Linked DNA regions of Homo sapiens: region 2 is linked to region 1. Evidence: read pairs that join two places in POLR2A ChIA-PET (ENCODE). Cell type or tissue: PC-9. All regions are shown on one strand.

The links. ChIA-PET counts read pairs that join two places held together with the same protein. Peaks named below come from ENCODE experiments on the same cell type or tissue, not always from the same donor. Only the 100,000 strongest peaks of a DNase experiment are listed, where the experiment ranks them.
Region 2: POLR2A ChIA-PET joins it to region 1 with 7 read pairs; 1 of 35 experiments calls an interaction of 5 or more read pairs at or near these places.

The regions. Positions count from the first base shown.
Region 1 is chr7:107,503,866-107,508,865 of GRCh38, reverse strand. All of the region lies in intron 6 of COG5 (component of oligomeric golgi complex 5), which reads left to right. Among named protein-coding and RNA genes, the nearest start is that of GPR22, 36 kb to the right of the region's middle. RefSeq lists enhancers at 1-420, 421-922. In PC-9, no CTCF peak of the experiment used is centred here; DNase peaks (open chromatin) are centred at 2,125 and 2,615; H3K4me3 peaks cover 1,363 bases; H3K27ac peaks cover 2,779 bases.
Region 2 is chr7:107,899,535-107,904,534 of GRCh38, reverse strand. DLD (dihydrolipoamide dehydrogenase) reads right to left here. Exons shown (of 14, transcript NM_000108.5): 3 at 2,718-2,797; 4 at 2,142-2,210; 5 at 988-1,057. Among named protein-coding and RNA genes, the nearest start is that of DLD, 11 kb to the right of the region's middle. In PC-9, no CTCF peak of the experiment used is centred here; a DNase peak (open chromatin) is centred at 1,954; H3K27ac peaks cover 639 bases.

The DNA of each region.
Region 1 (5,000 bases):
TGTTTGGTAGTTTTCCTTTTAACAGACAGGACCCTCTGCTACAGGTCTGTTGGAGTTTGCTAGAGGTCCACTCCAGACCCTGTTTGCCTGGGTATCAGCAGCGGTGGCTGCAGAACAGCGGTGGCTGTAGAACAGTGGATGTTGGTGAACCGCAAATGCTGCTGCCTGATCGTTCCTCTGGAAGTTTTGTCTCAGAGGAGTACCCGGCCGTGTAAGGTGTCAGTGTGCCCCTACTGGGGGGTGCCTCCCAGTTAGGCTGCTCGGGGGTCACGGACCCACTTGAGGAGGCAGTCTGCCCATTCTCAGATCTCCAGCTGCGTAGTGGAAGAACCACTACTCTCTTCAAAGCTGTCAGACAGGGACCTTTAAGTCTGCAGAGGTTACTGCTGTCTTTTTGTTTGTCTGTGCCCTGCCCCCAGAGGTGGAGCCTACAGAGGCAGGCAGGCCTCCTTGAGCTGTGGTGGGCTCCACCCAGTTGGAGCTTCGGGGCTGCTTTGTTTACCTAATCAAGCCTGGGCAATGGCAGGCGCCCCTCCCCCAGCCTTGCTGCTGCCTTGCAGTTTGATCTCAGACTGCTGTGCTAGCAATCAGCGAGACTCTGTGGGCATAGGACCCTCCGAGCCAGGTGCGGGATATAATCCCCTGGTGTGCCGTTTTTTTAAGCCCATTGGAAAAGTGCAGTATTAGGGTGGGAGTTACCCGATTTTCCAGGTGCCTTCTGTCACCCCTTTCTTTGACTAGGAAAGGGAACTCCCTGACCCCTTGCTCTTCCCGAGTGAGGCAATGCCTCGCCCTGCTTCGGCTCGTGCATGGTGCGTTGCACCCACTGTCTTGCACCCACTGTCTGGCACTCTCTAGTGAGATGAACGCGATACCTCAGATGGAAATGCAGAAATCACCCGTCTTCTGCGTCGCTCACGCTGGGAGCTGTTCCTGTTCAGCCATCTTAGCTCCACCCACCCCATGAGAGAATATTCTTAAAACCAAATACGTCATAGAAGCATTATGATACATTTATTGTGGAAGAGAGGGGTAGTTTAAACTTGTTTCATCCACTGATGTTCTTATTGTAGCTATGATATTTCTTAATCTGATAAAACAATACTTATAGGCAAACGTTTCTCACTTATGTATAGATGAAAGTATGATTTATATAACCTTGCCATACAATAGGGACCCATTAATTACTGAAGTAATTAATGTTTTTTGAGATGTCTATAATATGTTGCAGTTGGTGAAGATTTTAGAAAGTTTTATTTCGGCCGGGTGTGGTCGTTCATGCCTGTAATCCAGCACTTCGGGAGGCTGAGGCGGGTGGATCACGAGGTCTGGAGATCAAGACCATCGTGGCTAATATGGTGAAACCCTGTGTCTACTAAAAAAAAAAAAAAAAAAATACAAAAAATTAGCTGGGCATGGTGGTGGGTGCCTGTAGTCCCAGCTACTCGGGAGGCTGAGGCAGGAGAATGGTGTGAACCCGGGAGGCAGAGCTTGCAGTGAGCGGAGATTGCACCACTGCACTCCAGCCTGGGTGACAGCGAGACTCCATCTCAAAAAAAAAAAAAAAAGAAAAGAAAAGGAAGTTTTATTTCAAGGCTATTAAAATTGTTCATTGATAGGAAAGGTTGAAAATAAACCATGAGCTTTGAAAGAAGCTGCAGGCTACAGCCTATACTGTGAGCCAGGTGAAAAACTGTAAGTCCCCAGAGGGTGAGAGTGGAAGAGACTGCCTCCAGGATACACACCCCTACAGGGGAACCTGACAATCCAACCCACAGGGGAAGACCTTTATCCTACTCAACACTGGAACTGATTTAGGAAGTGGTGACATATATAAAAGTAGGAACGGCAGTGGGAGCAGCCTTGCGTGCTTTCCCAGTCTGCAGAGTAGACCAAGGGGAGCCATTCATTATTCTGCCTCACAGTGTATCTCATGGAAGTCCGCCAGCTAACTCAGGAAGCAGTCACAGGTTGAAAGAACCTCCCAACTGAATTTCATGATAACCTCGAATGAGGAAGAATTTCCTAGGCCAGAACCAGAGGGTGAGTGGCAAGTGTCCTGTAGCCACAAGCTAGGGAGCTGGGTGCCCCAGCTGTGTGAGCCAACTGGGAGGGGCGTGGCCTGAAACCTGTGGTTCCTGTTTTCCCGCAGGGAAGGCATATGGCTTGGGGCAGTTTTGAGTAGAAGGTCTAGAACTTAGCTGGATGCTGCTACTGGGAAACTGTGGGTGTGAGATCTGCCTTGCGAAGTATGCGGGGAGCTGGGTGAGCTGGGTGGGGTTTACTATCACCTGTTACTTCCCACTCCCTACATACAATTCTCTGTGCAGCAGAGACAGTTAATACACCTCTCTGGAACATTACCCCAGTGCCAGAGAAACCTCCCTCAAACTCCTGCCCAGGGGCTGCTGCTTGCCCCACTTGTGGAGAGTCAGAGCAGGGACCTGCCTGACCCCAGCCCCCACCTGGCTTTACCCCTCCAGCCACCCTGGTAGTTTAACACAAAGGACAGAAACTTTTGGGAGCTTTATGGCCCTGCCCATTCCTGAGAAACCAAAGCACTGCCCCTGGGTAACATAAGACCAACACAAATACCACTGTTAACTACTGCAGCTGGTGCTCTTTTGCACACATCATTTCCTGGCTGGAGGCCAACTAACACAGTCCATTACATCATCTCCAGGTAGAATAATACTGCACCCAGGAAGGAGAAAACTTGTGCATGACCTTACCTGTCACCATTGCCTCTACTACCCTGGCCAACCAGGAGGTCCTGAGTCTGTCCACATAACCTTTTCATTACTACTACAACCATCATTTCAGAAAGCCAACACATTAAGACTATCCATAACCAAGGAATCTCACAGTCTGTGTCACTTTCCTGCCACCCCCATCAGAGCTGGTACTGGTACCCACTGCTGGGAGACTTGAGGACAGGCCATATCTCTGGATTCCTTGCAGGCATTCCAAGCAGCAGCCTAGAGTATGGCAGCCACACTGGGCATCTAGACCCAGAGGAACAACAGCATTCACAGTATTCTTGCCCTTAGGGACACCTGTTTCTAGGGGAAGGGAGAGTGTACCACATCAAGGGACCACCCATGGCACAAAAGAACCCAGGCGGGAGGCCTTGAGTCCCAGATCTTTCCACTGGTGGGAAGTTTCTTTCAGGAGAAATACAGTTGCCATGCTGGGCTCAGCAAGGAAAGTCTGCAGCTCTGCCCCAACAGTCAGGCAGTCCTGGTGCTTGTGAATAGCCTTGGAGAAGATGACTTCTTTTCCCCCTCATTCACCACTGCAGACACAGGTGGGGCTTTTCCCATGGGAGCTTGGCATGGGTATACCTATAGACAACCTCTCTGAAACACTTCAGGGTGACTGCATCCCCACAGGAGGAGCACTTTCCAAGTGCAGGATTGCATGAGAGGCAGAGGCACAATTCCTCTCCACTTGAAACATCAACATTCCTGCAGATGAATTTTCTGCCAGCCTGACAAGGGAGCTAAGGTGGCTCCAGTCCCTCCCTCTGGTAAGACCTCAGTGTGTTTCACTGAGAGCTTCCTCGGCCACCTCTGTCAAGGCTGGGACCTTTCCCCACCATTGGGTATTGCATTTACCCACCTGCTTTAGCCAAAGCTGGTTTTTACCTGTGGACACCTCCTGTATTGGCCTGAAGCCTAAAATATTCAATCCAGTAAATAAAATACTGGGGAAAAAATAAATAAAAAAGTGCACATCACAGGGGAATGAGATTAAGCGTCAAGAGACCTCTACCATTTCAACCCTATGGGAGACAGTGAACTTGCTCACATGACCAACATATTGCTACTACAACCAGCAGCAGAGAAAGCTATCATACAAAGACTCTTAATAACCAAGGAACTCAGAGTTTCCACCCCTGAAAGCACCAAGAACTGAATTCTCTCTTTGAGAGATAAACAAAATGGATAGACCATTAAGCTAGATGAACCAAGAAAAAAAAGAAGATTCAAATAAGCTCAATTAGAAATGAAACTGGAGACATTACAACCAATGCCACAGAACGCAATAGATCATTTGAGACTACTATTAACACCCCTATGCATATCAACTAGAAAACCTCGAGGAAATGGATAAATTCCTGGAAACATACAACCCTCCTAGATTAAATCCGGAAGAAATAGAAACCCTGAGCAGACCAATAACAAGCAGCAAGATTAAATCAGTAATAAAAAAAATTGCCAACAAAGAAAAAGCCCAGGGCTAGATAGATTCACAGCTGAATTCTACCAGATATTCAAAGATGAACTGGTATCAATCTTACTGCAACTATTGCAAAAGATTGAGAAAGAGGGAATTCTCTCTGAATCATTCTTTGAAGCCGGTATTACCCTGATACCAAAACTCAGAAAGGACATAACAAAAAAAGAAAACTACAGAGCAATATCCCTGATGAACATTGATGCAAAAATTTTCAACAAAATACTAACTAACCAAATCCAACATCACATCAAAAAGATAATGCATGGTGATCGAGGGGTTTTATTTCAGGGATGCAGGGATGATTTAACATATGCAAATCAATAAATGTGATATATCACATAAACAGAATTATAAATAAAAACTATATGATCATCTCAATAGATGCAGAAAAAGCATCCGGTAAAATCCAGCATCCTTTTATGATAAAAAACCCTCAACAAACTAGGCATAGAAGGGATTTCCTTCAAATTAATAAAAGCCATATATGACAAACCCACAGCCGACATCATACTGAACGGGGAAAAGTTGAAAGCCTTCCCCCTGAGAACTGGAACAAGACAAGGATGCCCACTTTGATCACTTCTATTCAACATAGTACTGGAAGTCCTAGTCCTAGTCAGAGCAATCAGGGAAGAGAAGGAAGTAAAGGGCTTCCAAATTGGAAAAAGAAAGTCAAACTATCACTGTTCACTGATGATGTGATTGTATACATGAAAAACCCTAAATAAAGACTGCTCCAGAAGACTCCTAGATTTGAT
Region 2 (5,000 bases), 400 kb before region 1:
TAACATTAAAAAGTTTAATCACCTAGGTTTTAATCACTCATTCAACTCAGAAGAGAACTCTGAAGCAACAGTATTAGATAAAAATGCTCAACTCAATTAAACTTTAGAGGTAAGAAGGGTATCTTAGAAAGTACCTCATATAACCAACACATATATTAGAGATAAGGAAAAAGAGACTCTGAGAGATTTCTGATTTACCCAAGGTCACAGAGCTAGGATGTAAAAGCCTTGCCTACAATGCAGGTCTCCTGACTACCCCTAGCTCTTCTTTCTTTACGTCATTCCATTTTTCAACTAGTATGATATTCTATTTGCTTTAGTGCATATACATCATCTCTATACCCAATGGATTGCCTTAAGTAGCCCCTCAAACCTACCTCTGTAAAGAAACAAATGAAGGAAAAGTAACAACCCAAGGTTATGACTAGGTCCTGCCCAGAAGAGACTACCTTTCTGGAAGTATCTAACAACAACAATAATTGGAGACAAAAGATTAAAACAGCTCAAAAAGTATGTCAGGAGACAAGATACGTTATGAAATGTCCTCTTCCTTTTCCGCTATGCCTCACTCTTTCTCTCCTCTAATTTTTCTACTATCAACAGCTTAAGTGGGCCTTCCTTCCTTCCTCTATCTCCCCATAGTACTCAGGAATCCAGCCTTCTCAGTGATTTCCAGATTTTAGGAAATGAAAACTGACTCTTCAAAAACACATAAAGGCAAACCTCAGGAAAAAGTTGGCAAAGGAACAGAAGATATAATGGTAGAAATCTGGATTTGCAGGGTTAGGCTTGGTTATACTTGGCTGGGAGAAATCTGGATTTAGGCCTTCTTTTTTAAGTAAATCTCTCCACATTTTTTAGATTATTTATTTTACTCTTCCTTCACTAAACATCTATTATGCGTACGTTAGACACATTTAAGTCTTTAGACAGAAGAGCCAAGTCAAGCAGTCTGGTAATATCATTAAGCATGAAAAGTATACTTACTTTCAATTCCTCTAGATGCAAAATCTTTTCCATGGGCCATATGGTAATAATGAGAGTTGTTCAATAAAGCCTAAAGGAAATTAAAAAGATCAAATTATCAAATATTCATAAACAGACTTCAAATAATCAAAAAGCACTTATGAAATGATAGTCTTTCTTTTCATTTTTTGAGACGGAGTTTCGTTCTTATTGCCCAAGCTGGAGTGCAATGGCGCCATCTCAGCTCACCGCAACCTCCGCCTCCCGGGCTCAAGCAATTGTCCCTGGGATTACAGGCATGCATCACCACGCCTGGCTAATTTTGTATTTTTAGTAGAGATGGGGTTTCTCCATGTTGGTCAGGCTGGTCCCAAACTCCCAGCCTCAGGTGATCCACCCGCCTCGGCCTCCCAAAGTGCTGGGATTACAGACGTGAGCCACCGCGCCCGGCCGATATTCTCTTTCAAATGTTCTCATCACAAAAATGATAAGTACTGTGGTAATGAATATGTTAATTAACTTGACTAAATTATTCCACATTATAGTCATAAATCATAACACCACTTTGTATGCCATAAATATATACAATTGTAATTTGTCAATTTACAATAAAAATTTAAAAAGAAGTTAAAAAAAAGACATGGCATTCTCTACATGGAATAGTATATGGCACTACACCAATTCAGTTTCTCTTATTAATCAAAGACAAACAATAATGATGTGAAAAACATTCAACAAACAAGAATGAAAAAGACATTTTTACTTTCTTTAAAAGTAAAGGCATAAGTACACACTTCAGGGTGGCAGGTGAAAAAGGCAGTCATGTTTACATACAAAAAGGACCTAAAAGAACAATTTACTATCTATTATCTGTTACACTGGTGAAGGAAAGATAAAGAGAAAAAACTAGAACATCAGAGTCTGTTTGAATGGAAAGCTAGGCATTCTGAGACAAGGAAGTTATTTCAGGAATGTGTGGCAGACTAGTGACAGCACTCTTTAAGTTTTACAAAAGAGAAGTGTGTTTTTTATCATTCTTTTTTTTCTCTGTGTGAAATGTGCCACAACTTGGATTGTTTTTTAACAAGTGTATTTGTCTAATCTAGTCTCAATCCATCCTTCTAGTTGGTTGCTAGCCAAAAACAATCTCTGTGCTGTACAAAACACATGCTCACCTTAGAAGGAATACAACCAACATTCAAGCATGTTCCACCAAGTGTTTCATTTTTCTCAATGCAGACTGTCTACAACCAAAGAAAACATTATTTAACTGCACATAACCTCAATGTTTCAGATCACTAAAATTCCAAATATATGTCTTAATTCTTCTACAAAACAAGCTATTCGGGCTATGTTTTCACAGACTAAAATATATAGTCCTTTATAATTTATCATTTGAATAATAATAAACACTTTTGGGCTGACCCAAAAGTGAATTATTCTAAAAGATATTTTTGTGTGCTTAACATTACCAAATATATGCTTTTAGTTCTATCACTGTATCTTCCAAAGTGTGATTAGATGCCAAAATGAAAAGTACTGGGAAGAGAAGAAAACTAATAGATTTCACTTTCCATTCCAAGAGAATACTACAACCAAATGAACCTAATCTTTATTAGTCTCAGGCTTACAAGTAATTTATAGAGTTAAGGAAGTATTTACCATGTTTTTGCCTGCAAAGTACTTTATAAATATGATCAACCCTTCCCAAATTAAAATAAATCAATACTTAGTTTGAGTTCAAACCTTACCTTGAAGCCTAACTGGGCAGCTTTAATAGCAGCAACATATCCTCCAGGACCAGAACCTATAACTGTTACATCAGCATCAACTACGATAAAAGCAAATTGATATAAAATAGTAAATTGCTTAATATTTACCAAAAAGAGCTCTTTGGAAGAGCAAACAAATAACCCGATACTTAAACCTCTTACAGTACAAATCAGCATTTTCTACATAGTTTCTGCACTATTTTATTACTACTACTTGATGCTCTTTGATGCTACTGAAAAATGGCATAAATACTCAAATTTCATTTTCTATTATTTTCTATTCATTACAACATACAGAAACACAACTGAGTTCTGTAACACTCACATTGTATTCACTGACCTTCCTAAATTCTATTGATTTAATAACTGACGGAATTTAGTGATACTGGAAGACAAGTATGTATGAAGCAAAGAGCCTGAGCTTTGGAATCTGACATTCTGGGCTTCATATCTCAGCACGGCCAATGAGTAGTTGTATGAACTTGACCCAATGACTTAACCTTTCTGTAATATGGGGATGAAAACACTGCCTTCAATGATTGATGTTAGAATTAAATAAGATAATTTTATATAATGCTTTAGTATTTCCAATAAATTTAAGACCTATTACCTTTTTCAGGTCCTTAACTTCTGAAATATGAGGGAAAAAACAGCTTCTATGTAATATTTAACAAATATGTTTTGTACTTGCATATTGATAATTTTTACATACCTTAAGATAATAGGCTAACCAGAATATTCAATTAACTATTGTGGCCATTTTTCAAATAAAGATAAAAAATTGAAAATTAATTTTGATCAGTATCCTTAGGAGTTTAACAATTGTAATACAAATGTGCAAGTAAGTCCAATTACTCCCATTCTTCTCAATCCAACTTCAAATAAAGTAACAGTGACTGTTAAGAGTTAGGAAACAGTCTCCCTTTTCTTCCCCTTCCACTGTCCTGACAACCCCAACTAGTCTAGCATTTAGCAATTCATAACACATATTCACATATATTATCATGTTTGAGTCTCAGAATTTCCTATGAGGAAGATAAAGATGTCATAAATAAGACATTTCACAGAATAAACAAGAAGTTCAGAGAGGTCAATTAACTTGTCTAAGGTTAACCAGCAAGTGAGTTGCAGAGACAAACTAAGCTTTTTGACTCTACTTCCGGTGGTCTTTCCATTATTCAATACTATTCCATTCCTCAGTTTTAACCATCATAAACTAAAATTCCAGAGAGCAATAATCAAGCTTTATAATCACTACCTATGTGACCTTAGGTGAGTAATTTAACCTGCTTCATCTTTGTTTCCATACCTGGCAAAAGAAAGACCACAAAAAAAACCTACTTCATAGGGTGATAACAGAATAAAATAATGTATGTAAATAATTTAGCATAGTACCTATAGCATACATAATAAGTATTCTATACATAGTAGCTATATTCTGACCTACAAAGAAGACTATTTTAATTTGCATCACCCCCTCTCCCCAAAAACACACATCCCTAGAGTAGGATCATTCAAAAAACCTTTGCTGGCCTGAACAGAATCACAGAACCTCTGTGTTGGTGGATAACTAAGTTACTCAGCCCAATTATCCACAAAATCTAAGAATCCCTCCTGTTGAATAAATGAAAATACTAGATTCTCTTTGGTTATAGCAGATGATAATTGAGATAATACATGAAAAAATATGTATAGTCATTTCAATACATGAAAAATTGCTTCAATTTTTACTGATCCATCTGTGCTTTTTAGCCACCCTGCTTGGTTCACTGATTTCGGTTCAGAATTAAGTATCTAATAAAATGTATTTTTATTTTCAAATCTTGAACCAAATGACGATCTACACAACATCCCTTAAATGGGTTCTAATTTTTAATTTCAGAGTAATGTAAATACAAGCTACAAAACAGGTTTCTTTGCTGAATTTTTAATGTCTTTTCTGATTAAAAATTTAGGTTTACTGAATAAATTTAAATACACTAAAGCAAAATTAAAAAAAAAACAACCCATCCACATTGCCATACAGCCCAGAGAGAACTGTTTATAGGTCCTCCCAATCCTTCTTCTAGGAAAGTTTTTATAAAATTCAATTTTTGCCATATTTTATATTCTTTTCTCACTCTTACATGAGCATATATATTTATAACATATATTACTGCTATAATTCTCCAAAAACCCTTTTAATGACAATAAAACTGAATTAAATATTTTAGATTTTAAGTATATGTATTTTTGAGCATATACTTTTAATCACTGATATGT